Regions from separate parts of the Homo sapiens genome. Here region 2 is linked to region 1. A link is a loop called in an ENCODE intact Hi-C map of the cell type or tissue named here. Cell type or tissue: heart left ventricle. All regions are shown on one strand. Each heading gives the region's core, and the rest is flanking DNA. Links, peaks and the distances in the headings are about the cores only. Region 1 overlaps LOC105378102 (a long non-coding RNA gene). Region 2 has its middle 450 kb from the start of QKI.

Region 1 (15,206 bases), core at 5,675-10,674:
GGGTCGGCTATATGCATCAGGTCAGCTATATGCATCAGGTCAGCTATATGCATTAGGGTCAGCTATATGCATCAGGGTCAGCTATATGCATCGGGTCAACTATATGCATGGGGTCAGCTATATGCATCAGGTCAGCTGTACACCTTAGGGCCATTTATGCACATGAAGGCCAGTGATCTGCATGTCCCTGCTCTTTAATCTGGCAGCTCTTCCCCAGCCAATGATCTATCAATGCCTACCTGAAAAGTGACACCTTCTGTGGGGCAATTTATAATCCCTGCTGCTTTGCTCGATAGTTTGAAACAAAGCTACATATAGGACTTATTTGCATGAAACACATAATGTGGGTGGCCCAACTTTGGGTATTCCTCCCCACCACCTCCACTGAAAGGCCCTAAATCCACATTTGTCACACGCCCACCTGCTATGAGAATACAATTAAATACCAAATTCTATTCAAGTTTATTCTTTTAAAAGCCCCAGAAAAGCTTTAAAACCAGACACCAACAAAGCCAATAAAAAGAAAAGAAAGTTTTATAGTAAACCAGGGAAAAGTATAAAAGAAAAAATATAAAAGAAAAAAATAGGTAAGCAGCATGTTGAAAAGACAGGAAGTCTTTCCAGAAAAGTAAATCAATGTAGAAAAAGGAGTCATTCAGAAAACGTTGACGTATCATAAGAGAAAAATAGTAGGTAAAGAATTAAATTGACAAAAAGTCAATAAGAAATGTGAAAAAAAATCGGTATAAAGCAGCTCACACACAATGCAGAATTGGAGGTTTCCATTGCTAAAGAAGCCTTGCTCTGACTGAACAGCAGCCCAAAATCAAGGCCAGGGGTTCCTATGCTTCCAGGATGCCAAATGCTCCCCTAGGAATGTGATCATTCAGATTGGGTTCTAAAGCTGAAGGGCTTTACTGCTTTTCTAATTTACTAGAAATACACAAATACAACTAAGGAAAGTGAGAGAGAGATCGCTTTTTGAAGGCAAATTCCTTTTCTCTCATCCCTAGCTCTGCTGGCCAGAGCACAGGTTGAATCTCAAGAGGACCCTGAACTCTAGCAGGAGAGCCTAGAGCAGGTCTCTGAGTTTCTTACAGAGCCGTATGGAGCTGCTACTGTTTCCAAAGGGGTTTCAGTTCTCTCCAAGCATCCTGACTATATGACCACGAGCTACTGCTTAACAAACAGCTGCGGTGGGCTTGGAAGGCATGGGTTCCTGATGCAGGCCTCTAGAAGGTTCCAGTGAGGTCCTGATGGGCCCCCTACAGCATCCTCATGGTCATGCTGTGTTCTTGTCTCGAGCAAGGAACCACTGCCATTATGGCAGGGGGCACCACTTATGACATTTGCAAACCCATTAGCATTGCTGTAGTTTATAAAAGCCTGATGGCAGTGGGAAAAGAAAAGGTTACAGGGAAGCTATAAAGGAAAGAAGAAAATTAAGGAGAGCTTTCTCCTTTCACTTCTTGCTTTTGTGGCTTTTGCCCTTCCCTGCACTCTGGAATTACCATTGTTGGCAAAAGTGATTGGTTGAGTTCTTGAATATAAACATGGCTGGACTTCTCTTTATATTTGTGGAGGAATTCCCAATGCCTGGAATTTGTAATATGAGTTTTTGATTTATAATCAGAATTTGAGGGATAAGTCTAAGAAATGACTATAGGAATTGATTATGGATGAGTAGTATTTGTCAAGTTTACAGATTTAGTCAGGAAATGCTCATTAAGTTTCTATTCTACTCCAGGTTTAGGTATTGGGAATGGAGCACAGAAAGAGGCAGACAAGTGCCCAGTACTAGTAGAGCTTCTATTCCAGTGGGGAGAAGTCAACAGTCAAGATAGAAGTCAGGGTAATGCAAGTTGTAGGCCATCAGAACTGCAAGAGACACCAGCTGTCTGTAATGCAATAGAGTGCTGCGGTGGCCATGTGAGTCTGACTAAAATAAGGAGAAGGAGTCAACAGTAAGAACGGGGAGAGCTGCTGAGAAGGCTTCAGGTGGGAATGGATTTATTCTGCTTGAGCAAAAGAAAGCAGGCCGGGTAGGCTAGAGTGTAGGCTAAGACAGAGGGACATATGACATGAGCTCCAGAGGGAGGCGGAAGCCCCGTAGGGCTCTCCTTTAAAAATAGACTTGCAGATGATGGATAACTAAAGCTGTCACGAAAACCTTGATGTGGAGCTACCAATACTGGGCAATGACTGCCGAGTACAATACCAGGCTCTTTATGTTCATAATTTCTAATCTTCAGGCCAGCCCTGGTAGGCTTTGTAATCCTCATTGTGCAGATGAAGAAACTGATTCTAAGAGGCTTAGTTGTAGGTCATCCAGCTATTAAGTGGCAGAGCTAGGATTTGAATATGGGCCTGCCTTACGTAACACCTTGGCTCAGAACCCTACCCGGGGGCTCTCCAGTCACCTGTGGAGCTGGCTTGACACGGTGCCTGGCTCCTCCAGGGATTCGGATTCTGTAGGTCTGGGGTAGGGCCCAGAGACACATGTATTTTTCAGAATCTCCTCAGGGCATTCAAAAGGTGGCTGCGATTTATAGCAGGACTATAGTTGACTCTGTTATTTTCCAAAAAACTTTAAATAATCAAGCAATCAGTTAAGCAAGCAGACAGACAAAAATGAACAAAACCCCTAAGTCTGGTAGGAGCCAGGGGTGTACTCTTTAAATCCAGGGTCAGACACAGCAAGCATGAGCCTATCTTCCCAGTCTAACCCACCATGGCTCTTAGACACTCAGTAATAAAGTGGTCATTATCCTTTGTTTAAAACTCTCTTTCTCTTTACTGAGGATATCAGGCAATACCACAGACTCGCAGGAGCTGATAAAGGAATGTCAGATTTTTTTTTTAATTGGTTCTTTTTTTTATTATTATACTTTAAGTTCTAGGGTGCATGTGCACAACGTGCTGGTTTGATACATAGGTGTACCTGTGCCTTGTTGGTTTGCCGCACCCATCAACTCATTTACCTTAGGTATTTCTCCTAATGCTATCCCTCCCCGCTCCCCCCACCCCACGACAGGCCCCAGGGTGTGATGTTCCCCGCCCTGTGTCCATGTGTTCTCATTGTTCAATTCCCACCTATGAGTGAGAACATGCACTGTTTGATTTTCTGTCCTTGTGATAGTTTGCTTAGAACGATGGTTTCCAGCTTCATCCATGTCCCTGCAAAGGACATGAACTCATCCTTTTTTATGGCTGCATAGTATTCCATGGTGTATATGTGCCACATTTTCTTAATCCAGTCTATCACTGATGGACATTTGGGTTGGTTCCAAGTCTTTGCTATTGTGAATAGTGCTGCAATAAACATACGTGTGCATGTGTCTTTATAGTAGCATGATTTATAATCCTTTGGGTATATACCCAGTAATGGAATGGCTGGGTCAAATGGTAATTCTAGTTCTAGATCCTTGAGGAATCGCCACACTGTATTCCAGAATGGTTGAACTAATTTACACTCCCACCAACAGTATAAAAGCATTCCTATTTCTCCACAAGGAATGCCAGATTTTGTAGTAATAATAAATTTTTGTGCAGAAATATATATGTGGTACAGTAATAGTGAAATGACAGACAGAAGGGTTTCGGCATGGGCTGCCCATTTTCCCCTGGACCCCATCACATATGCTGCAAATCTTAGACATCTGCAGATATGTGTATGTGAAGCTTGAGCTGCAACCTGTCCATATTGTATTTTATTTTTGTTTTTGCAATTCACTCTCATTTTTATTTGCTCGGCAAACATGTTGTCTCTATTACATAATTGAAGAGCAACCAGAGGTTCCTATTAATGAATAGTTAGCGCTAAGGATCTGTAATCACAGATTCTTACAGGAGATGATGGAAAATGCCAAGCAACTTTAGAAGAGTTTCCTTCAGAAGAGCTGTTTCAGAGCCTGCTGTGTAAGGAGGCTGTGTCTGTTGTTCGGATTAAAGTTTGTGAGAATGAATTTTCTCACTGGTTTGAAGTACTTAATGATATTCACGATATGAAGTAAAATATATACATGTTCACTTTCCTTCAAAAATATATTTGATCTTTTACTGTGTGTAAAATCGTCTCTTAAATATTGGGGAGGGGAAGAGAGATGAATCAGACCTGAATCCTCTTACAAGCAAGATTGTTGTCTGGGAGGAGAATAGAGACAGATAAACCAGCTCTACTGTGAGGAAGAAGGTAGTGGCTGGAGGAAAGCAGAGATTGCACTATCGTAAAAAGCTGAATGAAGGACAGTTACCCAGAGGAGACAATGTTCAAGCTGGGTCTTGAAGGATGTGTGCCAACAGATGTCCCCACTTCCCATGTTCAAAACTGAACTCCTAATCTTGCCTCCTCTTCCCAGCCCTCCACAGCCCTCAGTGCTGACTGCGTCCTTCCTGTAGCTCAGGCTATACACCTGGAGTCCTCTTTCTCAATCCTTCAGCAAATTATATCTGCTACATCTTGAAAATACGTCCTAATGAGGCTCAGATGGAATCATTGTCTTGTCCAAATCGTGTGTCAGTGATGAAGCCAGCATTTGAACCCAAACTGCCTTACTCCAGAACTCATTCTCTGTATTGCTCCCCAAGTGTAACATGGAGGGAGAACATTTATTTTGTGTGTAGAGGCTGATCCCGTATGGAGAGGAGCATTAGCTTCAGACGGTAGATTGGGATCAGATCATGGCGGGATTTAAGCTCTGGGTAGAAGAGCTGGAATTCTATTTCACAAACCACAGAGACGTTTGATAATTTGGGGAGGCAAAGGGTGGAATCCAAATGCTACTTCTGGATGAGTCGTGGCCAGAGTGAGAGGTTGCTTGAAGAGAAGCATCTGGAAGTGGAGGCTCTTCCAAGGGTTGGGATGAGAAGCACTGAGACTCAATGAGCAACGGGACTGGAAAGGAAGCAGTGGAATTGGACATTTCAGAGGTTAATTAAACCTAAGTTTGGAATTTATTGGCTTTGGAGGCAAGGAAGGGATGCTCAATGATCTTTTCCCACTTTCTTTGACACATAATTTACATACAATAAATGCACTGAGATTGAAGTGAACCTGTATGGTTGGAGATAGTGATGTTATTAACAGAACTTTATTTTGGAAGGAAAATGAAGGAGAAGTTCAACTGATTTTGAGGTGCTTACGGGTCATTCTGCTGAAATTATCAAATCAGGCAGATAGAGACATGAGGATGAAGAGGGGTGCCTCAAGATTAAGCATAAGTCACTTAACTTTTACATCAGCAGTATTTCAAATTAAATAATCTGAAATTTCTCCATCAGTAATCCATCACCAGACAATCTGGACAATATGTATTATATAAAAAATATTTTAATTGCAGAATTGAGCTCATCAAGCAGTAAGTTCCAGAAACTATGAATGAAGTAGAAGTCAGATCTAAGACCATGAGCTTAAAGCTGGTATCCTCAAGTGGCTATAGCAAGAGTAGAAAGTTTCAATTAAAAATGTACCCACAAGGGAGGGAGGCCACTACAGAACTTATGTGTCTTAAGTTCTGCACATAAAATAATCTCCTCTAAGTTTTTGTAAGCATAACAGTGCCCTCGAACTACTTATAGGGTTGAAATATATATTACCTATGTGGTCCAGGAGCCCATAAGGCAAAATAATTATTTAAAAAGTGATCCTAGGCTGGTAATACTCCTGGAGCACCTGATAAAATTCAACACAAAAGAGCTATAGTTTTATATCTTCATCCAAGGTTACAAAAGACTCCCTCCGATAAAGTCCAGCTGAAGATGTGTTTCTGCAAGGAACAACTCCAGTATGAACAACAGGCATAGGACAGTGTAATGTTGGTAGAAGGAATAGAAACATAGAAGGATGGAAGAGAATGGAGAGCCCAGCATTAGACTGCAAGATTTCAGAAAACAGCACACAAAATTGGTAGAGAAAAGGATATAAATTCACTAACCATCGTGGAAATCGGTTACTATATTTTAGAAAGGTAGATTATGTCTGTACCTCCCTCTGTACACCAAAATCAATGAAAACAGTACAACTTTCAGAAGATAAGGAGAACATATTTCTGATCTTATAGTAAAAAGTGATCTCTTAAATATGATATACTAAGGACAAACCTTAAAAGATTATGAAAATTAAAACTTCTTTACAATGAGATGACTAAAAGGGCTAAGAACATTGGAAGAAGATATTCGCGAATGCCTAGAATCCACACAGGATTAGCATCCAGAGTTTATGATGAAATCCAACAATTCAACGAAACAAACCAAGTAAAAATTAAACTATATAAACACAATTTAAAAAAAAGATAACCTAAATGGCCAATAATATATGAAAGGATGTTCAACCTTTTGATTTAATGCAGATTAAGGTAATAGTGTGATGTAATTTGAAACCTGGAACTCTGACATGACAAGCTTAGGTATAGGCAGAGCCGTAGGGCACCTCAAACACTGCTGCTGAGAACATTAATTGTTGCATCTTTTGGGGAGCAATTCAGCAAAAGTAGTAATACTGAATATGGTCCTATCTGTGATACCACAATGTCCCTCCTGGGGACATACCCTGGACTTCAGGACTTGGAAAGACTCTTCTACACACAGCAGATAAATCATGGAAGCCACAGGGTATACAGAGATACAAGAAGGCATCAAAGATGGATCTTTGCAGAACCTCTGCCTGAAGGAGACAGAAGGGGCATCTGGAAAGAAAGGAGGAGACCTCAGAACACAGGTCAGGGCTGCCAAAGACAGAGAATGCCAGGAAAGAGGATTGGCCTGTTGTATCCAATACCACTGAGTTTAGGGAGGAGGATGTCTTCAAAGGGTCTGTTGAATTTGTTTGTTGAAAACCATTGAGGAAAATCTTGAAAGAACTCTACGCAGAGTGATGAGGACGATATGACAGGGATTAGCCTATGTGTATTGAGAGGGCGTGGGAGCCTGAGTGGTCGTTTGAGTTAAATGTTGCGCTTAAGAAAAGTAGATGAGTTATTCAGTAAGACTGGTTGTGAGAAGAAGGAGGAAAATCAACTTATTCACTTGTGGATATGTCAGGATCAAAGGAAAGATGGTTTTGTTTTCTGGAGACCTGAGACAAGCTGTTTACAGAGAAGTCGAGAGAATAAAGTTACAAGAGGAACAAGAGTGATAGAGTGGGACCCGTATCTGTAAGATTTGATTTCTGCTGAGAAAAAAATAAAAAGAGGTGTTTTTATATACTTTGAATTGGAATTTGCATACATTGGAAAGTAAGGAAATTTTACAGAATGAAACCCTAAAGGGTGTTCAAGTGCTTAGTAACTGTGATTCCAGGACCAGATGACATGTGAAAATTACGTTGTTTTTAATTGCACTCATCTCAAGATTTTTTTCTTTTGTCTTCTTCTGGATTTTTGTTTGTTTGTTCTTAGTCAGGCAAGGAAATAGTTTCATTTTAAGATCTTGGGAACTGAGGGGTGGAATGCTGTCTGTATTTTCTTCACAAACTTTTGGCAAGAGTTCAGATTTACCTTGTGGAATGTATTATATGCAACTATGGTATTCAGAACAGGACTTTGTTTGTCTTAACAATCCTTTTTTTTTCTTTTACTAGTGGGAGAAAGTCAGGGACAAAATTCAAATTGCATTTCTTTCCATGACATTTTTAAAAAATATAAATGCACCCTGGTGGTCTCTCTTCTGGGTTGGACAGAGCTGGTTTCCTCAGCCCCGGCCTGGCTTCCTGTGTCCCAGCTGCTTCCTGCCCCTGCGTGGCCTATGCATCCCGGATGCTGCTGTGGGTCCTTCTGCCCAGCCTTGGCTGCCCGCATAGCAGAGCCTCTGACTCCCAGCTTAGTGCTCATAACATAAAGGCACTAATAGCCCCAGAGAGCTTGACTTCAAGACCTCTCTCTGAAATCATATTGCAATAGCAGGTCGTCTTGTCCACAGAAGCCTCAAAGTAAACCTCTTCCCGGGGAACATCACACTCTGGGGACTGTTGTGGGGTGGGGGGACGGGGAAGGGATAGCATTAGGAGATATACCTAATGCTAAATGACGAGTTAATGGGTGCAGCACACCAGCATGGCGCATGTATACATATGTAACTAACCTGCACATTGTGCACATGTACCCTAAAACTTAAAGTATAATAATAATAAAATAAAATAAAAAGAAAACCTCTTCCCAGAGCCCCAAGGGGGACATCAGGGTATATGGGGGTGGTGGCAAGAGAGGCCCTGGTTTCTGTGTTATCCTCACCCATCTGAAGTTCTCCGCTCTCTCAGGGTATAGCCTAGAGATTTCTACCTTTGACTCTCTACTCTTATATTTTCTTCTTGATGTTTTCAGTATATCCTAGACCATAACTAAGTAGCAGACTTCTTTTCCTTGTCTCATGTCATTTTTTACAAGTAGTAGAAGCACAGATCTCATCCTAAGTGAAAGGGGGACCATGTCCGAACTCTAGGAGAGAGGGGCACGGATGCGGGTCTTCTGGTCCTGGTTTTTGATGCGCTAAAGGAGGAGATAAAATAGTAGTGCTTCCTCTCCAAACAGTATTTGGTTCATGAGCTCAATATTCAAAATATTGAACAATTCAACAATATTTAGTTATTGTGCTACAGAATCTTATTTTACTATAAAAAGCTGTAAAGCTACAAAGAAAAAAATATTATACAGATTGTTGGTTTTACCCCCTAAATCCATTCTTCTACAAGCCAAAAATAAAAGTCAAAGCATGTCAGCCAACTGATGGGCCCTCCCCTTGGCCAAGGGCATTCCAAAGTTAATCTGAAAAATGAATTCAGGCCACAGTGGGAAGTGGGGGTAAGATATGCCTCATGATCCCTTCCTTTCTTTGGAATTCAGGCATAGCTGACCAGCATTAACATTAAAACAGAAACCTTAAGACTGACAAACAGACTCTTTAAGTCTGATAAGAGACATTTAAAATCTATTTTCTCTGAAGCCTGCTGCAGGGAGGCTTCATTTGTGTGATAAAACCTAGATCTCCTGGACCCCGTATCTTAACTCAGATACTCCCTTCTATTGATTCCAGGTCTTTAGATGAACTCTTTCAACCAATTGCCAATCAGAAAATTGCCACCTATGACCTGGATGCTCCCTGCTTTCAGTTTTCCCATCTTTTCTGACAAAACAAATATAAATTTTACATATATTGATTGATATCTTATGTATTTATTGAGGTCTTATGTGTCTCTGAAATGTATAAAACCAAGTTATAGCCTGACCACCTTGGGCACATGTTCTCAGGATCTCCTGAGAGCTGTTTCACGGGCCATTGGCCACTCATATTTGACTCAGAGTAAATCTTTCAAATATTTTATGGAGTCTAACTCTTTTTGTTGACACTTCTTATCTTGCACTCGTGTTAGAATTTCTACATAGGCATGCTGCTGCCTAGCCAGCCCATGCTTCCAAGATTCCCTTGCAGCTCATTTTGGCCATAAGTCTATGTCCTGGCCAGTGGTGTGTACAGAGAGGGATATGTGGAGCTTCCAGGTGGTGCCTCCTCTTCCCTTCTGCTGTCCAGGATACCAATGTGGGATGAGCCAGCATTGGTGCAGAGCATGGTACGTCATGAACCCCACATATCCGAGAGAGGTCTCAGTCAATTTAGTAAGTTTATTTCACCAAAGTTAAGGATGTGTGCCTGTGACAGCCTCAGGAGGTCCTGGTGACATGTCCCCAAGGTGGTCAGGGCACAGTTTGGTTTTATACATTTTAGGGAGACCTGAGACATCAATATGTTAAGATGTATGGTGGTTGGGCTGGAAAGGCAGGACAACTAGAAGTAGGGAGGGGGCTTCCAGGTCGTAGGTAGATAAGAGACAAATGGATGCATTGTTTTGAGTGTCTGATGAGCCTCTCCAAAGGAAGCAATCAGATATGCATTTATCTCAGTGAGCAGAGGGATGACTTTGAATGGAATGGGAGGCAGGTTTGCCCTAAGCAGTTCCCAGGTTGACTTTTCTCCTTAGCTTAGTGATTTTGGGGTCCCAAGATTTGTTTTCCTTTCACAACCTTACGGAAGACAGAGCAACAAGGCAGGAGGAGGGAGCTGCCCTTCCAGCTGGATGTTCCTCTCATCTCAGTATTTTATGAGAGAGAAATAAACTTCCAACTTATTTAAGCTACTGTCATTTATGGTTTCTGTGATAGTGGCCAAACCTATATTCTAACAAATCTGCATGTTGATAACTTTGAAAACATCACCCTGATTAAATTAAGATGGCGTAGTAACACTGAACTTCACAAAACTTCTCAGGATACAGGCCATGCAGACAAGCTGAATAAATGATTAGTGAACCAGATAAATACATAGGAAACATTCTTAAAACATTAAAGTACTTGCAAATTTAAGGTAATGGTACATGCTTATTTAACTTGGTAATCTGGAAGCTAGCCTTATCCCAAAGCCTTTTTTGTCACGTTATTTTTAGTAAGCATGAATGTGAATGCCTACCCTTACGCTAATCCTGGTTGATTAAATGAGGAAGAACCTATCTGTGGGACAATCAACCCAATCAACCCACAGAGGGACATTAGAAGTAGAGGAAGCTTTTGCTGGTGTGACCATTTGGTGAAAGTTGCCTTTAATATTTGAGTCATACATGATTGCAGCAGCTGTGCATTTGATGTTGATAAAAACAAAATAATCTCAGATTGTTTCAGTGAGGGGTCAAAGTAAAATATTGCCATCTTCTATTTATTAACTTATGGGTGGTAGGTGCAGGAGTTAGGTGTAAAGCAGGGCTTTTTTTCCCCATTTTTTTTAATGGTAAGAGTGAACCTGTTTTTGAGGTCATGGTCACAAAATGTGGATGTCAAATTGTGCTGTCTTTCAAAGGGGTTCTCAGGTGCATCTCCGGAATGTATTGTCAGAAAGCTCTGGGGGCCCCCTGTTCAAGAAGTCTTGCTGCCATACTGCCGCACTGATTAGATGTTTTCCAAGCTTCAAGAAGCTGCTTCTTGAAAGGATTGTTTCCCCAAGGCCCAAGAGGAAATGATTCTCACGGGGTTGGGGCTGTCCTGTCCATGACACGCCTGACGCTGTCAGATCTGAACGAATTCACAGACAGACGGACTTGTCACCATGAACTCTGTGTGCGTCATCACCCAGGGCTCAGGTGCAAGGTTGTCCCCTTCTCGCCTGGCCTCTGTGATCGTCTTAGATAGCAATGTTAACTTGCCCTGTTAGTGGAACGGGAAAGTAAAATATTTTCTTATTTCAAGCCTGTGTCAGTCTATTCTTATACTGCCGTAAAGAACTACCTGAGACTGGGTAATTTATGAAGAAAAGAGGTTGGATTGGCTCACAGTTCCACAGGCTGCACAGAAGCATGGCTAGGGAGGCCTCAGGAAGCTTGACAATGGTGGGAGGCAAAGGGGAAGCAGGCACCTTCTTTCCATGGTGACAGGAGAGAGAGTGTGCGGGGGAAAGTGCCACACACTTTTAAACCATCGGGTCTCATGAGAACTTACTACCATGAGAACAGCAAGGAGGAAGTCCGCCTCCATGACCCAATCACCTCCCACCAGACCCCTCCCCTGCTTACAGTTCGAGATGAGATTTGGGTGGCGACACAGAGCCAGACAAAGTCAAACCCTTTGCATTCCAACCAGTCATCCCTAAGTTTCGCTACATTTATTGTGAAGATTTTAAGGTTGTGGCAGCAAATATAGAGAAGTGGTGTGGCCCACCCCAAATCCACAGGAACGAGCTTGGAAGGTACCATCATGCACTGTGTCTCATGGAGTCCCTCTGTTCTAGGTGAAGTCCGACTTTCCCTGGAAGACCGAGGCCTCTCCCCTTGCACCACAGCCTCACTTTATCATCATCCCTCAGCCTCACAGCGGGTTTTCCAAACCTTAGTCCACCAGGTGCTTTCCAGCCCCCGTCCAAAAGGCTGCTCCCATAGCCCACCCAGCCCACTCACCCCCGGAACTCTTCAGGTCCCACCCAGGCTCCTCAAGGGTGGCTTTTGTGCTCCCCACAGCTGTTACCGATTTCCACTGCACCTTGTGCTTTTACCTTGTATTTTATTATGATTCATTACTTTAATGATTATTGGTTTAATATCTTTGCCTCCATTCGACTGGGAGTTTCAAAAATTGTAGAAACTCCATTTGATGTGTTTTGCTACTGTGTCTCTATTGGTCAGTAGTGACATGACGAGTAGTTTTGAATGAATGCGTGTATGCCTTTTAGAGTCCACTAAACCTAGGATTTCCCTGGGTTTCTTGTGGCTCTATGATGTGCTGGGCATGACTAAAAATTCAAGTTGAGTAAGATAGTCCCTATTCTTAAAGACCATATATTCTTGCATTCTTTAGGTCAGCCTCCTGTTTAGAACCCATTGAACTTTTGAATTTAGAATTCACCTGTTGGGAGGCCTTTTTAATAATGCAGGTGTGGGTGAGGAATGTCTCACCTGGAGAAGCTGCAATTGGCATGTATGGAAGGGAAGCTGAGGAGGTTTAAGGAAAGATGAGGTTTGTTAACTGATGCGGACTTGGAGTTGAAATTAAATGAGCAGAGGTGAGGCCAGAGGGCAAAAACAGAAGAAAGAAGGAAGGAGATGAGGACTTAGGAAAGGAAACAGGATCAGGGAAAGAGGTAGGGGAAGCAACAGAAAATGTCAGCATCATGGAAACACAAAAGCAAAGTGCTTCTGATGTGTAATGGGGGCAACAGAATGAAGACCTTCAGGAACATGGTTTTGTGCACTGGTAGGAGTGGGAGTGAGGCCACAGAGGCTGAGGGAAAAAGAGAGGGAGCAGGCAATGTGACTTCAGGCCACCCACTCAAGATTTTATCCTGAGGGGAAGGAAAGAAGGATGGCTCTGCTAACCTCCAGCTGCCTTCCAATGCCAGGACCTGAGAGTGTGAGACTCCCTGGTGGCAACGATGTTTCTCTGGGATGATTTTTATGATGTGTGACTAGAGAAGGTAAATAGAAGATGCAGTGGAGCCCAGCGAAAACCTTTTTGGGACTTCAAGAGACCTACCCATGTTTCAAGGCAGGGGTGTCAAAGGTGATTGAACCAGAGCGACTCCATCTTGAACGGGGGCTGGGTAAAATCAGGCTGACACCTACTGGGCTGCATTCCCAAGAGATTAAGGCATTCTTAGTCACAGGATGAGATAGGAGGTCAGCACAGGGTACAGGTCACAAAGACCCTGCTGATAAAACAGCATGTGGTAAAGAAGCTGGCTAAAACCCACCAAAACCAAAATGGTGACAAAAGTGACAGCTGGTCGTCCTCACTGCTCATTATACACTAATTATAATGCATTAGCATGCTAAAAGACACTCCCTCTAGCGCCATGACAGTTTACAAATGCCATAGCAATGTCAGGAAGTTACCCTATATGGCCTAAAAAGGGGAGGAACCCTCAGTTCTGGGAATTGCCCAGCCGTTTCCTGGAAAACTCATGAATAATCCACCCCTTGTTTAGCATATAATCAAGAAGTCTATAGTCAAGAAGTATAATCAGTTGAGCAGCCTATGCTGCTGCTCTGCTTATGGAGTAGCCAGTCTTTATTTCCTTTACTTTCTTAATAAACTTGCTTTCACTTTCCTGTATGGACTCATCCCAAATTCTTTCTTGTGGGAGGTCCAAGAACCCTCTCTTGGGGACTGGACTGGGACGCCTTTCCTGTAACCGGGAGAACAGGGCCAGTGCTGGGAACTGGCAGGGCCTGGGGTTGGGGTGTGGGGATGGAAGGTTGAACATAGAACACAGAAGGAAGACCCTGAGGGGACCCAGCGCCCTAGAGCACTCTAAGCCAGGGGAAGCCTTTCTTCCTGGAGACAGAAGGAGGAGGGGCACGCTTCCATTGCTCCCCCTTCAAATCCTCTAGGGAACACACTGGTGCTTTTAACAACAATCATCGTGTGTGCAGCCCTCCCTTAACCTGCCTTCCCACACTAGCATGGAATCCCCACGGAGGTGCGGCTCTCACTGGACAAGCACAGACCAAGGTCTGCAGGAGCAGGGTCAAGGGAGGTGCTCTACAGGGAAAAACGCACCGTCTGTGTCTTTGACAGGGCAGTGGGAAACATTTGGAACTGAAGAATAGCGAAAATGAAGGTTCATTTCCAGTGGGTGTGGGAGAAGCCCTTTACCAGTTACTATCAATTATTGCTAGTTACTGATCTGCTCTGGTCTTCAGAGCATCCTGACTCAATGCCTCTTTCTGGGAAGGACGGGAAGGGAGGGGAGTTGGGGGAGAGGAGGAAAGGGAGGAGAGTATGTAATAGTGACCCAGGAAGTAAAGCAACAAGCCCAGGGTTTGCATCTGCTTCACATTTTGAGAAATAATGTTTTAAGTGGATCTTGAACAATTCTATGGGGGAGGACAGAACAGGTGAGTTGGGAGGATGTCAAAGAATCAACACCGATGCCAATGTCCTAACATCTTTGTGATAAAAAGGCATTATATTCATGAGGGAGGTGAATGAGGGAAGAGATGGATTTAAAAATGATTTCTAGCTTTGATGGACAAATCATATTTCTTATTCACCAAAGCTCTAAATGGCTTTCAATCTTTAATAACTCCTTTCATGCCGTATAGTCCAAGAAACCTTTCAAAATGGTAAGATTGCAGCTCAGTTACACATAAATAGGCTGAACTTTTTTTTACAAGTTTGAATTTAAATGATGAAAATTGACATTTTCATCTTGCAAAAGAAAATGAATTGCAGATCTCCTAAATAAATACTTACAAACAAAATGCAAACGTCTTTGAATCTGAAAGCTTGCCTGTGAATGACAAGGGAGTTTTTGCCTGGGTAGACTTTGAAGCATTCTGTAAACCTTTTAAAGAAAGGAGTGCCTTTGAAACCTCAAAAACTTGTAGTACTAAATATTTTAGTGGTGATTTATGAACAGTGTTAAAAAATATGCCTTTTCTTTCATTAAAAAAAAAGTTCTAACACTTAGCAAAATGATGAGGATTTATGTGTTAAAATGTTTTGCAGGGCAGCTTCTGAGTAATAGATTCATAAATATTTCCCTTTTTAAATTTAAAAGTAAAAATAAATTAGAAAAAAAACACCACCAAATTAAAGGTATTCAGTTAAATAGAGAAGATGAACTTCGGATTTTCACCTGACCTCACAGTGTTTGAACACTGAACTACACCCCCTCATCAAAGGTAGGCAGGAATGACCCTCTAAAAGTTCCTCTCTGTCACCCTCCCTCTAGCGTAT
Region 2 (15,206 bases), core at 1-5,000, 73 kb before region 1:
AGTATTAAGAATTGTTTTCAACTGATGCATTCGTGGGTCAAAAACCACAAAAATCTGCATATATAGCTTATGTTTATTTTTAGAATTCTCTTCATATTAGAAAATTGTACCAAACAGGATACTGCAAAAATCATTCCTGAAATAGTTACTGCAATTTGGGAATGGAAAGTAAATGAATAACCAAATGTACCTCTAATCTTAACTGGAAGGCATTTCCATAATTGACGCTCCCAGAACCTTCTGTGAGTGATGGGCTTGAGAGCTGAGGGATTTGACTTGAAAAGGCTCTGACACTGAATGATTTATGGCCGTGTTCCTCCCTGAGCCAGCGCCCAGTATCTGCTCTGCACAGAACATGACCAGGGCTACAGGGAGCGGAAACCTCATTTAGTTATACAGGAAGCCTAAACGATGCGGCACTTCAAAGATCACTGGGATCTTAATGGGAAGCCGGCACTCCCCAGAGCAGCAAGTGAGGGCAGGAGGCCCCCAGGGAGGTGTTCTGGACCACGGTTTATCTGCTCCCAGGCTGGGGCGCTGCCTCCCAGAGATGGAACTATCTTGACTAAGCCTGGAGAAAGGATCCCCTTATCTGGCAAATGCTATTGCTTTCTGTGTGTAGCTGTTTTGTCGTCTTGAATATTTCATCACTCTGCAATCATCTTCCCTTTGGTTGGCTAAGCACTCTTATTAGGCAAACCCCTTGGTGCTGAAAGATCTGAAGCCTACTCACCACTCTGTAAAATCTTCATTTCTGGTATAGAGAGAAATTTCTGCCTTGTGAGAATATATTGGCCGCATGTGGCATAACTGAAACAACTTCAAAATTGGTGACGATTCTACCACTTCCAGAAATCAGTAATTGAATAGAGAGTAAAGCAATTAGACTAGCAGACACAACTGGATTCAATCATTTGATCATTGGATCATTGATAATTTGGAATATGTATTAAATCCAACACCGTCAGAACCAAGTTCATCTTTGTACAATCTGTAATAAGAGGACTTGCTCAGTGGATAAGCCAAGCTTACCTGGGGAATGGTTAAACGCCAAGGAAAGGAAAGGTTTTGAAGTACTCACGCAGCATCCATTCAGGTAGCAGAGCCTATATGAAATTCTGCTAGTGAATACTTTTTAAACTATGTCAGGATTATTTTGTTATCTAAGAGCTATGAAATTGTTTTTTCTTAAAGTTCGAATTAATGAAGTTTCACTGAATTAATAATAAAATCTATACCAGTTTTAGGCACACTTGTATAATGAACTTAAATAGTTTCTTATACCATCGAGATCAATTTTTAACAAAAAGAATGCATATTTGTCTCTCGTTTAGTCTGTTTTATCAAGGCGAGGCGCATAAATGGGCTCTTCCTCCTGCTGGTTTGCACAGCTCCTCTTTCTCTTCGACACCCCCACGTCCTGGCCAAGCAGATGGGCATCCCACACTTCCAGTCTCATTCCAAGATGCTGTAGGCCACATGGCAATCTTGCATTCTCCTGGCTTATGTGTTCCAGAAGTCTAGACACTTGGCAAAGGCCCTTCAAGTGTGGAAAAGTTACACGGGGGAAACGCCCTGAGTCAGAAATGGCTTCCCTTCTTCAGCTGAGATTTTTGTGGACTGAACTTGTGAGATGCAGCTGAAGTGAAGAAAGCCATGATGTTGGGAGGGTCCAGAGAGAGGCTCAGGGAAGTGTGAGGAGTGTGGGAGCAACAGAATATCCCTCTCCCCCGACCTGCCACCGGCCCTGCATCTGATTCCATAGAAGGAGCAACACTCTGGAGAGGGGATGGAGTGGACACTCTGGATGGAGGGGATGGAGGAGGGAGGAGGCATTGCCGGGAAGCATGTCCCCAGCGTGGCACAGAAACCAGGCACGAACCTGGTGCTTAGGGAGTCCGAGGAAGCAGAGGGAGCCTTCGGCCCTCAGGGGCAGGAAGATGACAATGAAGAGGGCTCAGTGGAGACTCCGGTGGATCAATGACTGAAGTTCACATGGGACAATCGATGGCACAGAAGATGGCCCTTTGGATAGAAAACATTAAAGATAAAAATCTAGCTCCCCACCCAACCCAGAAATAAAAGCTCTTTGCACTATGCGAGCCCTTGAAATCAGGACGCCACATGGGAAGACAGTTGAGGGTTCATTGATTTGTCTAAGCTGTAAAAACTTTAGCTGATATTAAGTTGTAAAAACTGTGATGGTTCTACATAAATATATCTATATTTTATATATATATTTCATATATATGTATTTCCTATTAGTTCTGTCCCCTAACAGAACCCTGACTAATACAGAAACATTCTTTTGAAAAATTACAATTCTTTACATCTGAGTTTTATGGGTTGAGATGCAGAAGTGTTAAAGATGCCTACAGTTGAGTGATTTCAAATAGACTACTGTGTTTCTGCCTTCATAGGAATTAAATTATGTCCCCACAAGTGATATGTTGGAGTCCGGAGACCCCAGAATGTGGTCAGAATGTGACTGTATTTGGAGACAGGGCCTTTGCAGAGGGAATCAGGTTACAATGAAGTCCTAATGAATGATGTGGCGGGGAGTCGGGGTGGGGTGGGGGTGGTATGTGTGTGTGTGTGCTTAATCCAGTGTGACTGGTGTCCTTGTAAAAAACAGAGAAAATTTAGATGATAGGGAAGAGAACCAGAACCGATGCTCCCTCGCAGCCTCAGAAGGAACCAACCCTGCAGACACCTTGATCTTGGACTTTGAGCTTCCAGAGCTGAGACAGTAAATTTCTGTTGTTCCGGCCAGGTTTTCAGGATTCACTGTTTTTCTCTGACTAGGTCACCAAATGAGGACTATTTATTTATTTATTTATTTATTTATTTATTTATTTTCCAGATGGAGTCTCACTCTGTCACCCAGGCTGGAGTGCAGTGGCGCGATCTCCGCTCACTTGCAACCTCTGCCTCCAGGGTTTAAGCGATTCTCCTGCCTCAGCCTCCCGAGTAGCTGGGATTATAGGTGCATGCCGCCACACCTGCCTAAGTTTTTTGTATTTTTGGTAGAAACGGGGTTTCATCGTATTGCCCAGGCTGGTCTCAAATTCCTGAGCTCAGGCAATCCACCCGCCTTGGCCTCCCAAAGTGCTGGGATTACAGGCATGAGCCACTATGCCCGGCTGAGGATGTATGATTTTTTGAATAACTGTCATTCGTCCACTCCACACTCATGGGGAGATAGAAGAGTGTTGCGGTCACAGCAATGGCAGAGCAGTTTTGTGGCTCAGGCTCCTTCCCCAATTTTGGGTTTCCCTGAGAGTCACATGGCTGGGTGATCTAAATCCTCCTGGTCCTGGGGCAGGGGTTTGCCTCTGCCACCCTGCAGGTGCAGGGCCACTGTCCCACTGTGCTGCTGTTGTCTGGCCACCTGCAGTCACAGTGCCGGCATCCAGGACGCCCTCCCCCTCTCGCTTTGACATCAGGAGAGGGGCTGCCTCCAGAGCCTTGGGAGAAGGCCACTCCTACGGCCCAGAGCGGCTGCTTTGTTGTGCCAGCAAGTGTTCCCCAAAAGGCAGGGACAATGGCCTTACTCACCTGTGAAATTCTGTTCTGGACCAGCATTGTCCAACAGGAATATAACGAGAGACATAAATTTAAAGTTTTGTACTAACCACATTAAAAAAGCAAAAGAAAATAGGCGAAATTAATTTTAATAATATATATTTCTTAACTCCATAGATCCAAAACATTATCATTTAAATTTTTAATCAATATAAAGTGTCACTGAAATATTTTCGAGTTCCAGTGTGTGTTTTACACACACAGCACATCTCAATTCAAATAGCCGGGGTTCAGGTGCTCAGTAGCTGCTAGTATGGAGCTAGTGGGCGGTACACAGCCAGTGCATTTCCAGAGCAGGAAGCCACCTCCACGCCTTCTTTCCTCATGGGCACGAGTGGCTGCCCGGGGCACAGTCTAAGCAGTGTGCTTTTGTGCCACACGTGCAATTCCCCTCCAGGAAGCGCTGGGGCAGGCCCCTGCAGCTCTTTTTCCTTCAGCCGAGGTCTTTCCCCGGGACTCAAGCAAACAGCCCCTGGTAAGCGGGTTTCCTCACTACCTGCTTCTGTTTCTCATTCTATTTTTTTCTTTTTTCTTTTTCTTCCTTTTTTTTTTTTTTTTTTTTTTTTTTTTACAAAGTCTCACTCTGTTGCCCAGGCTAGAGTGCAGTGGCACAATCACAGCTTATTGCAGCCACGACCTCCTGGGCTCAAGCAATCCTCCCACCTCAGCCTCCCCAGTACAGGGATAATACAGGCAGCCACTGTCACACACAGCTAATTTTGAAATTTTTTGTAGAGATGGGGTCTCACTATGTTGCCCAGGCTGGTCTCAAACTCCCAGGTTCAAGTGATCCTCTTGTCTCGTCCTCCCAAAGTGCTGGGATTACAGGCATGAGCTATTGCGCCTGGCCTCTTTCTGTATTTTTTTGAGACAGAGTCATGCTCTGTCGCCCTGGCTGGAGTGAGGTGGCATGATTTCAGCTCACTGCAACCTCTGCCTCCCAGGTTCAAGTGATTCTCCTGCCTCAGCTGGAATTACAGGCAGCCACCACCACACCTGGCTAATTTTTTGTATTTTTAATAGAGACGGGGTTTCACCGTGTTGGCCAGGCTGGTCTCAAACTCCTGACTTCAAGTGATCTGTCCGCCTTGGCATCCCAAAGTGCTGGGATTACAGGCATGAACCACTGTGCCTGGCCCCTCTTTCCATTTTTACATGGACTTATTGTGGCTTCCCAGTGAAGTCACTGATAGGACATTATTCTGTAGCCCTGAAAGTATGGTTTCCTGGTGAACTGATTTCCATTTTGTTTAAATAACAGCAGTCTGACTGCCTATTACCTGAGAGAATCAATGAGGAGCAGGAATGTCTGATAAGGTGAGGCACGGTTTGCTTTGACAATCACCGTCCTGTTGCGAATATTTGTTGTATCTCTGTATTTTCCACCTATTTGAAGCTTCATTGTATCTTTCACTCTATCACTCAGGACGGTTCTGTAAATTCATCCTTACATGTGATTTCCTCTCTGGGATAACTCAGTTATTCTGGCTTCTAGTATTTCATTCCCTATTAATGGGGTTGCTTGAACTTTTTGTGGTGTTTCTTCCTAGTTTATTTCTTTGATTTATTGGCACTGTTTAAGTTCCTGTTTCACACTAAATTCTTCTTTCTGATTCCATCTTACATCCTGTCCCCATAATTTCCTTCTCACCAATAAATGCTGACATATGTTAACTACTGAGTCTCCCAAGCTGAACTACAATTCATTCATCCATTCATCAATCAGACTGCTGGGCCAGATTTGTTTCTTCAGTCCTAGTTTTTACCATAGGATGGAGCTTCTCAATCCTGTTTTTTCTTTCTTTTTTTTTTTTTTTTTTTTTTTTTTTTTTTTTTTTTTTTTAGACTGAATTTTAGCTCTATCGCCCAGGCTGGAGTGCAGTGGCATGATCTTGGCTCACTGCATCACTGCAACCTCTGCCTCTGGGGTTCAAGCAATTCTCATGCCTCAGCCTCCCAAGTAGCTGTGACTACAGGTGCCCTCGCCCCGCTAATTTTTGTATTTTTAGTAGAGATGGGGTTTCACCATGTTGGCCAGGCTGGTCTCGAACTCCTGACCTCAAGTGATCCACTCCCTCTGCCTCCCAAAGTGCTGGGGATTACAGGCGTGAACCACCACGCCTGGCCTCAATCCTGTTTTAGCCTTAAATTCTGGTGCACCGGAGATGGTTGGGTCTTGATCGGCTGTGATATGCTGTGCTCATTCTGTGTGGAGAGACCTCAAAGCAGAGAACAGGCACTTGGAGGTTCTGATTTCCTGTGTTGCAGGGAACTCTCTTTTCCTCTTCACACATCCAGGGAGCGGAGGGGACATACATTCCCTGCGTGGCAGCCAGAGTCTGCCCTGGCTCTTCCCTGGAGTCCTGGATGACAGGTTGGCTGGCTTTCTCCTCTCACCGTGGCTGTGGGGTGTGGGCTGCTTCTGCCTGCCTCCTGCTGGGGAGAGCGATGCCTTCCTGAGCTGCTTTCCCGTGTCCCTGAGGCTGCTCTGGGTCAGGAGTCCCTGTGCTCTCCTCTCCATAGGTAGTCAAGGAAGTAACTATGTCCTCGGGTCCAGCCACCTGGGCGACCACACCGTCAACACCATTAGCTGCAGCCTTGCGTTGTAGCCCAGCTCATTCAAGCACAGCTACCTCCAATAAGGAATTTCCCCTGTAGGGAGTGGGCTCCTTTTAATTTTACCTGTCCTCAGGCTGACCCTTTGCTCATTAGAATAGTAAAAAACACACTCCTGTGTGGAGATTTAAGATGCTAATGAGATGGCCGAGTGCCTTGGCTTATGCCTGTAATCCCAGCACTTTGGGAGGCCGAGGTGGGTGGATCACTTAAGGTCAGGAGTTCGAGACCAGCCTGACCAACATGGTGAAACCCCGTCTCTACTGAAAATACAAAAATTAGCCGAGCATGGTGGCCGGTGCCTGCAACCTCAGCTGTTCAGGAGGCTGAGGTAGGAGAATCACTGGAACCCAGGAGGCGGAGGTTGCAGTGAACCGAGATAGCGCCATTGCACTCCGGCCTGGGAGTCTCAGGAGTGAGACTGTCTCAAAAAAAAAAAAAAAAAAAAAAAAAAAAAGACAATCAAAAGATGCTAATGAGACATGCAACTTATGAACAAGCCGGGGCAGCTGCTGTGCCTGTGCAGCCAGAGGATCACCCAGAACATGTTCACCAGCCATGCTGCTTCCCACCTGCTTATGAAGAATCCCGGAGGACCCCCGTGAAGGGAGCCTCCCCTGTTTGCTGTCTCACCTCTCAATCCGCCGCTCCGACTTATTCGGGGTCCTTTCCCTTTTACACTTAGCTATCAGTGTCCTTTCTCCCTTGCAATAAGCTGCCTCCTACCCTTTCTCTACTGCTGTGTCTCTCTGGTTTTAAATGTTTTTAAACGAAGGAGACAAGAACTGAGGACTCTCAATCGCCATCAACAGAATTATTGAAATAGCTGCTTTGGAAAATTGAAACTTGCCAACTCTCAGCACCTTCCTGCCATTCCTCCTGGTGTGAGGGGACCGGCGTGCGTTTTTTGCGGGGAAGTTACCTCCTTCCAGCCCCTCTTCTTTCCCGTCTGAATCTGGGTGGGCCCCCGAGAGCCGCGCCTCTGCCTGTCCTCTCTCATGGGAAGTCTGGGACCCTCAGACCGAAAGACGACGTGCAGCTTCCACCGGGGGCGCCTTCAGGACAGGGGCCTCGGCCTCGTGGGCGCTTTAGACTTTGGTTAAACACGGTAGAAACAGACAGGGCTCCTGACGGGATCAGCAGGACGGTCTGAGGCAACAAAGGCTCCAACACCTTTGAGCTGTAACTACCTGCCACCTACGCTGCTGTGAATACCCAGACGAAGTCTCCAGACAGAACTCCCAGGCGGGAACACGGGGGCAGCTACGTGGTTTTACTCAACCCCATATGCCTTTGCTGTTACGTTTACAAATACTGAGACCAGGCGAGAGAGCTGCGATCGCTTCAGTGGAACATGTGAACAGTAAGACAAATTAAAATTGGTTCCAATTCTAAAAAAAAAGTCATAGGGCTCTTAATACAAATTTATTCTAAAAAACACACCCCCCGGTTTCCTTTCCAGGCGATGGCTGGCTGTGAGCGAGAGGGGCAGGGGCCTGGGTGAGGAGCTGGGGAGGGGTCTGGAGGAGGCACCGGAGGTGTGGGCCAGACCCCCAGAGCAGGGAGGCCACGGGAGGGGCTCAGCGCCACACTAAGAGCAATGAGAAGCGTCACAGTTGAAACAGGAATTTATTCAGTTAAAAATGACGGGAGTGAAATGGAAAAAAAATGTCTTTTAGGAAATGAGTGGGTGCAAGAACACCTCACCCAGAACTGGTCTTCAAAGCAAAATATGATATTGGAGCCTTGGCAAATCTGGTTAATTCTGATATCTGAATACTTGCACAAAGTACCAATTCTGTTAAAAATGACCAAAGAAAGCATTTCTGTTTCAGAGAGAAACAACGTAGATAGTTCCTTTGCATAATCTCTGTCTTCTGCTATTTTCCTCTTTGGGATTTCCTTTATGAGAAAACAAAATTATTTAGTTTCACATCGAACCTACTTATAGATGAGTAATTCTGAGGATGATATTTTGGCATTCATCTTTTTATTGTTACACTATTTCTGATATGAACGACACTTCAAGGTTTACACGTACATGCACAATACCTAGATATTTTTAGCCATATGTATATGACTCTAGATGTATTTAGCCATTAAATTTGGAAACCTGCAGGGCCTGAGGGGCTTCTATAGTTTACTTAGTCTTCTAAAAAAAAAAAAAGTATCACATGTTTTGTTTGAAGTATTTGCTTTCCATTTCTTTTCAGTGAAAATAACTATTTGACAAAAAAGTCATTTCATGTTTATATTTGTATAAAAATTATTAATAATAAAACAAAGGAAAATTTCTCCAGTGTAGTCTACAGGTAGCATTTCATAGGGTGGAAGTAGATGTTTTTCCTCTTTAGATTTTAAAGGGACTCATCTTTAGGCCAGGACAGCTTGAAATTTTGAAGACAACAAACTCTGAAAGTTTTAGCAAATGATAGGTGGAGAAGAAAACTGACATTTCTCACTTTATTTTTAATTAGTTAATTTTTTTGATTAAAGATTAGTTTAAAAATTAATTAATTTTTTTGCGACAAGGTCTGGTTTTGTCACCCAGGCTGGAATGCAGTGGCGCAATCACAGTTCACTACAGCCTCAACCTCCTGGGCTCAGGTGATCCTCCCACCTCAGCCTCCCGGGTAGCTGGGAATACAGGTGTGTGCCACCACGCCTGGCTGATTTTCTGTATTTTTTGTGGAAACAGGGTTTTACCATATTTCCCAGGTTGGTCTCGAATTCCTGGGCTCAAGCAATCTGCCTGCCTTGGCCTCCCAAAGTGCTGGGGTCACAGATGAGAGTCACCACACCCAACTACGTTTATCCCTTTAGGTCAGAGAATAGAAATTGGCAATGAGAAGCCGACAGATTGGACTTCTCCATCATGAGCCTTTTTATTGTCACCTATAACTTGTTCACCTTTGGAGAATTGAAGAAAATAAAATTAATTAGAGCTTTTTTTTTCCAGGATAGAATTTCTTTTTTGATGGTCCACTAATTTACATCCAGTTTTTAAGTTGGTTCTCTTCTCCCCTGAAGGAAACAGACATCTGGTCATGGAGAGGGGATATCTGCCCATGGAAAGGGGTTGAGTTAACCTAATTCTTCCTTTCCCTCCTTCCTGCCTCTATGCCCTGCCCTCCCCTCCCCCAATTTCTCTCTCTACCTGGAGAGGTGAGGTTAAATAGTTACCGTCCTCTTTTCTTTTTTGAGATGGAGTCCCTATGTCACCTAGTCTGGAGTCCAGTGGCGTGATCTCAGCTCACTGCAACCTCTGCCTCCCAGGTTCAAGCGATTCTTGTTCCTCATGCTCCCAAGTAGCTGGGATTATAGGCACCCGCCACCACACCTGGCTAATTTTTGTATTTTTAGTAGAGATGAGGTTTTACCATGTTGGCCAAGCTGGTCTCAAACTCCTGACCTCAAACGATCCACCTGCCTCTGCCTCCCAAAGTGCTGGGTTTGCAGGTGTGAGCCACTGCGCCTGGCCAATAGTTACCATCCTCTTATCCACTACAGAAAGAAATCAGTTCTGGGAAGCAATGAGGGTCTCCTACCACAGCCATGGTCAGATAGGTCACCCTGCCACAGCTGCTGGGACACAGAGCCTGGGGCAGGAAACCAGGTGTCCCCAGGTTGGTCTATGGGACAGTCTGAGAAGAAGTAGAGAAACCATTTTGAACCAGCATTAGTGGTGTGGTCCTGGTGGGGAGTGGCCTGTTGCAAGTGCCACTGTGAGGCGATGGCTGGACTGAGAACCAGATGTCACCTGATGCTTGGGAGATCTTTCAAGGCATATCACAGACTCAGCAGGCAACGCTTCCATGCCTGGGGCAGGTGGGGAATACATTGTCTGCCTTCAGGTGTGTCTTCCACCATTCTTCAGTAACAGATCCTCACATTCATGTGAAAGTGAACCCCTCTCAACAACCCCTCCATGCGATCTCAGTTGGCTCTGACCGTGGTTCCAGAAGGGGCACATGTGACCAGGCTTGAGCTGAGCACACAGCACGTTTTCCCATAATAACTGGCTTGGGGAAGGCATGTAATCTAAACTGATGCAATCACAGTGAATCTCCAGACTTTGGTTCCAGTGATCTCTGGACTCGAACTTGGATAGGTGTAAGAAACTGTAGACACATACTTGTCTCTACAAAAGGCCTACTGTCTGGGCGGGCATGGTGGTTCAAACCTGTAATCCCAGCACTTTGGAAGGCTGAGGTGGGAGGACTGCTTGAATCTGGAAGTTTGAGACCATCCTGGGCAACATCATGAGGCTCCATCTTTACAAAAATAAAATTATCTAGGCGTGATGGCACATGCATGTAGCCCCAGCTACTCTGGAGCCTGAGGTGGGAGGATCACTTGAGCTCAGGAGGTCGAGGCTGCAGTAAGCCATGATGGCGTCACTGCACTCCAGCCTGGGTGGGAGAGCAAGACCCTGTCAAAAAAATAACAACAAAAATAAAAACAAACAAACAACAACAACAACAAATCCAAGACCTACTGTCTGAGAAAGGTTCCCAGAGAGGAAATGGAGCCAAGAGCAAAAGGAAGAGAAAGTGAGTCTTGGTGTATTTAAGCCTCTGGCTCAAGTCATACCCCGAGCTTTTAACTTACATACATACGTGTTTAAACAACATTGGGTTGGATTTTCTGGCGACTGCATCCAAAGAGTATTCATTCATTCAGACTGAACCTTGAACAACACATATTATTGAAGGATTGAAGGCATCATTTTGTGGGGGCTTGTAGAGTATATATAAAGTAAAAGCTTATGGTTCCTATCTCAGGGGGTAGGGTTGCAGTCTAAACGATTGGAACTGATGTACACACGTCAGCCCATCAAATGGTTAACTCACTTTGGCTCCTCTGCTAGCTTTATGGAGATGAAGACTCAATGATTCTTTCCATCTTCTACATCCATCTTGCTGTCTGCAGTGATTGCTTTTGGCAAAGTTTAGGTCCATAAAATGCTTGTTGGCATAAAGCAACAATTTGTGGTAACGTGTTAGAGTAAGTGGCTAATCAGCATTTAACTTCTCTGTAGGAGAATTGATCACAGCAATATCGTTTTATTCTTAGAGCTTTCAACACTTCATGAAATTTTGCCAATGTATACCAAGTTTTTTTTTTTCTAAAATGCAAAGTGTGAGGGAGGCAGACAGGTTATAGGGTGTGATGGGTAAGATCATGGTTCAAATCTTAAGTCTACTCTTTTCTAATGATGAGACTTTGGCAAGAACACTTAATCTCCCTGGGTTTCAGTTTCTTCATATGAAAATGAGGCCAATAATTCTCATCTCACAGATGTAGTTTGTGTAAGGATGAAAGGCTTTCAGGCATGTAGGTCTTTAGCAAAGCATCTCACATGTAGTAATTTCATAAACTGTGGACTAAATTTTGATAGAACTAGGCCAGCTTTGGAATCCTAATGGGGATGGCTTTTAACATTATAAAATATGTCATCAACTGCTTTTTCTTTTTATATAATCTTTTAATAAATCACTTTTAAGTTGGAACAAGATTGCTTATATGGATTTGTCAATTAGGCTTTACTTATTTAAAATGATAAAATAAAACCTTTTAATATGCAAATGTGTGCAGTATAAAACATGTAGAGACAGTTCCCTCAAATACCCACCCCTTTCCCTTTCCATATTTCACATGTAGCAATATTAGTAGTTGGGGTGAATTCACCTTGATATTCTCGGATGAAGTTGAGCGTATGGGTGCTTACATGAGCGTTCAGGTATGTGAGTATGTGTATCTTTCTAAATATGTGGTTTTGCAACTGTGTTTTTCCCCAAATAGTATGTCATGGGCTTTTATAAAAATAGAACAAATATAGGCACATTTAGGTATTTTTATTTTGTTGAAATTTACAACGAAGATGTCATGGCTTCCGGCAGATTCCCACGTTTGCCAGCAGCAGATATATCATCCTGAGAACTTGGATCATCTCTGATGTTGAGCAATTTGCCAACATTCATGACCAGTTAAGTAGATTTAAATGCGTAATTGCCTCATGCTTAGGAATGCGTATTTCAGTTTAAAGATAACGTCTTAACTTCCCAAGAGTAATCTATAAAAGCATACATCTCATATTTCAGATTTTGGAAAACATTCTTTTTCCTTTTGTTTTGCCTGTGTTCAGGAGAACACTAGTCTGTTGCAGGACTTTTTTTCTACTTTTATAAGCCACAGAAATGCATATTAAAAACAAAACAAACAGAAAAAGCAGGATTTCACCTAGAGGTTTAAAATAAAGTTACCATATTACAGACTTGGAAAATGGTAATGAAGAGAAATTTATATTGGTTTCTAGCCAAAATTCTATGTTTAGGAAGATGGGGAAGTGCCAAAATTAGTAATAGCTGATTCAATATTGTAAAATTCTAATTGAAAATAAATACCAAATTTTATACTTCAGAAAATCCTTAGAGTTTTTCTACTCAAACCTGCTCTATTTATGTTGGAAAAATTAAAGAGATCCGAAGAGGTTACATCACTTGCCTAAGAGTCACATGGTTAATTACTGATACAATTAACATTAAAGTCTAGATTTCAAGGATAGTAAGGATGATGGTGATGGCACTATAAATAAATTAGAGGGTCCACTATTACTGTACACTCATCATTGTTCAAGACTTTATATTTTCTTTTCATAGATACTTTGAAAATTTGATCTTATTCTCCTGTATTTTTTTCTTTTTTTTTTTTGAGACAGAGTCTCGCTCTATTGCCAGGCTGGAATGCAGTGGTGCGATTTCTGCTCCCTGCAACCCCCACCTCCTGGGTTCAAGTGATTCTTCTGCCCCAGCCTCCCAAGTAGCTGGGATTACAGGGGTACACCACCATGCCCAGCTACTTTTTGTATTTTTAGTAGTGATAGGGTTTCACCATGTTGGCCAGGATGGTCTCCATCTTTTGACCTTGTGATACACCCGCCTCGGCCTCCTAAAGTGCTGGGATTACAGGCATGAGCCACTACACTTGGCCTTATTCCCCTATTTTCAGAGTAGGAAGCTGATGATCAGATACATATGTCATGTGCAGTGTTACCCGACTAGTGTTGGATTTGAACTGGAGTCTGACTTTCAAACGTGAGCTCCTTTCAGAAAATGCACTTTATATGTGTGTGTAAGAAGGGTGCGGCCGCAGTGTAATACAATATTTTTTCTACTTTATCTTGTTGCTACAGTCGCTATCCACAAATGTGACCATTTCATGTTGTGGTGTGAAGGCTTGCAGCTTTCATGACTCACATGGTCCTCAATTGCATCTAGAACCAAATATTCTGCCATAAGATGAAAACAAACATGTAATTCAGAGATACAGAAGGAAGGAATTTGGATTCAGAAGTAGTATCTTAGAAAATTTAAGATGAACATGTAGTAACTTCACACAAAAGTGTCTGAAATAGAACTCTTTTAGTGAAATACTCCGCAGAGCGGGTTGGGCCCAGAGCTTCCCGGATCAAAATCTCATCTCATCATGCATCCCTGCCTGCTCACCCATTTGCCCTTTCTTCTGCTTTTCTCCACTCCCTTAAGCCTCCATCCCTTCACATTCCCTCCTCCTTTACTCTTAGTAGTTATCACAGAGGAAAGAGGACATGAGAAATAGCTAATCTTGCCACTTTAGGGACAAAATGCCCCCTCCCTTCCTAACAACCGAAGAGAGGTCTTTCTCTAGGGCTGGTCCCCACCTCCTTCTCAGAGATCTCAATCTAACTGTTATGTCTTTGCTTGCCCATATTTTCACAATTTCTTTCTGCAGGATTTAAAGCTGTTCAAGTCTCTTCCATCTTAGAACATAACCCTGCTGCGGACCTGTATTAGTCTCTTCTCACGCTGCTGTAAGAAACTGCCCGAGACTGAGTAATTTATAAAGGAAAGAGGGTTAATTGACTCACAGTTCCCCATGGGTGGGGAGGCCTCAAGGAACTTACAATGGTGGAAGGCACCTCTTCACAGGGCTGCAGGATGGTCAAGGGCCAGCAGGGGAAATGTCAGATGCTTATAAAACCATCAGATTTTGTGAGACTCACTCACTGTCATGAGAACAGCATGGGGGAAACTGCCCCCATGATTCAATCACCTCCCACCAGCTCCCTCCCATGATGCATGGGGATTATGGGAACCACAATTTAAGATGAGATTTGGGTGGGGACACAGTGAAACCATACCAGGACCCAAATCCCCCTCCTGCAGCCCTGTGCCCCTTTCCATCCACAGCAAATCACAGGAGGGGAGGGTGCACACATGCCTTGGCCCTCTCCCTCGCCACTCCATGGCATACTGCAGTCAAGTTTTCATCTCCCTCACAGCCAATCTCCCCAGTTCCACTGAAACTCATCTCTGGAAAGATGCTAGTACAGCCTCCTTCCTGCTAATGCAAACAGTGCTTCTCCATCCTTACTGGATTTCCCTCTTGGCAGCAGTAAACACTGTGCAGCATTTGAATTCTTGAGTCACTCCCTTCTGTCTGCTTCCATTGGGCCACTTTCTTCTGGTTTTCTTCCTGCAAGTGTGGAAGTGCCTCTGGAGTCATTATTTTCTTCCTCTGCCTCACTTCTGGATGCACGCACCATGTGTGCCTGCAGGCCCCTGATACCCGCTCTTTACTTCTTTCTGTCACTCCCATGCCTCAAAGACTGTCTCTACTTTCTGATAACTCCCAAATCCACTGTCTCCCAATTGGCCTCTCTCTTAGAGCAAGGCACCGGAACCTGATGCCCAGTGGATGTCTCTACTTGGAGAATATCCCACAGATTTCCTAAATCAGGACGTCCCCAACTGCTGTTCCTCCAGTTCCCTTCTCAAATGAAGCACCAGGGTCCAGAGCTTCACCCTCTGCAAGGCCAATCAATGTCAATTCCTTAATATCTATAAATCCAGCTCAATTCTCTGTTTCCTTTTTCTCTACTGTAGTTCAGATAGCCATCATCTCTATTTGTTTTCTCATGAGAAAGAAATGTTCAAACCATTTTCATTATAAAAATATAACTT

The links. Peaks named below come from ENCODE experiments on the same cell type or tissue, not always from the same donor. Only the 100,000 strongest peaks of a DNase experiment are listed, where the experiment ranks them.
Region 2: a loop joins it to region 1, with 2.8 times the contacts of the local background. A loop is called at or near these places in 3 of 110 quality-filtered maps.

The regions. Positions count from the first base shown.
Region 1 is chr6:163,927,845-163,943,050 of GRCh38, forward strand. All of the region lies in intron 4 of LOC105378102 (a long non-coding RNA gene), which reads left to right. Among named protein-coding and RNA genes, the nearest start is that of QKI, 520 kb to the left of the region's middle. RefSeq lists enhancers at 12,887-13,578, 15,163-15,206. In heart left ventricle, for the core only: no CTCF peak of the experiment used is centred there; a DNase peak (open chromatin) is centred at 7,737.
Region 2 is chr6:163,860,361-163,875,566 of GRCh38, forward strand. No RefSeq gene overlaps it. Among named protein-coding and RNA genes, the nearest start is that of QKI, 450 kb to the left of the region's middle. RefSeq lists an enhancer at 5,456-5,956. In heart left ventricle, for the core only: no CTCF peak of the experiment used is centred there; no DNase peak of the experiment used is centred there; H3K4me3 peaks cover 420 bases.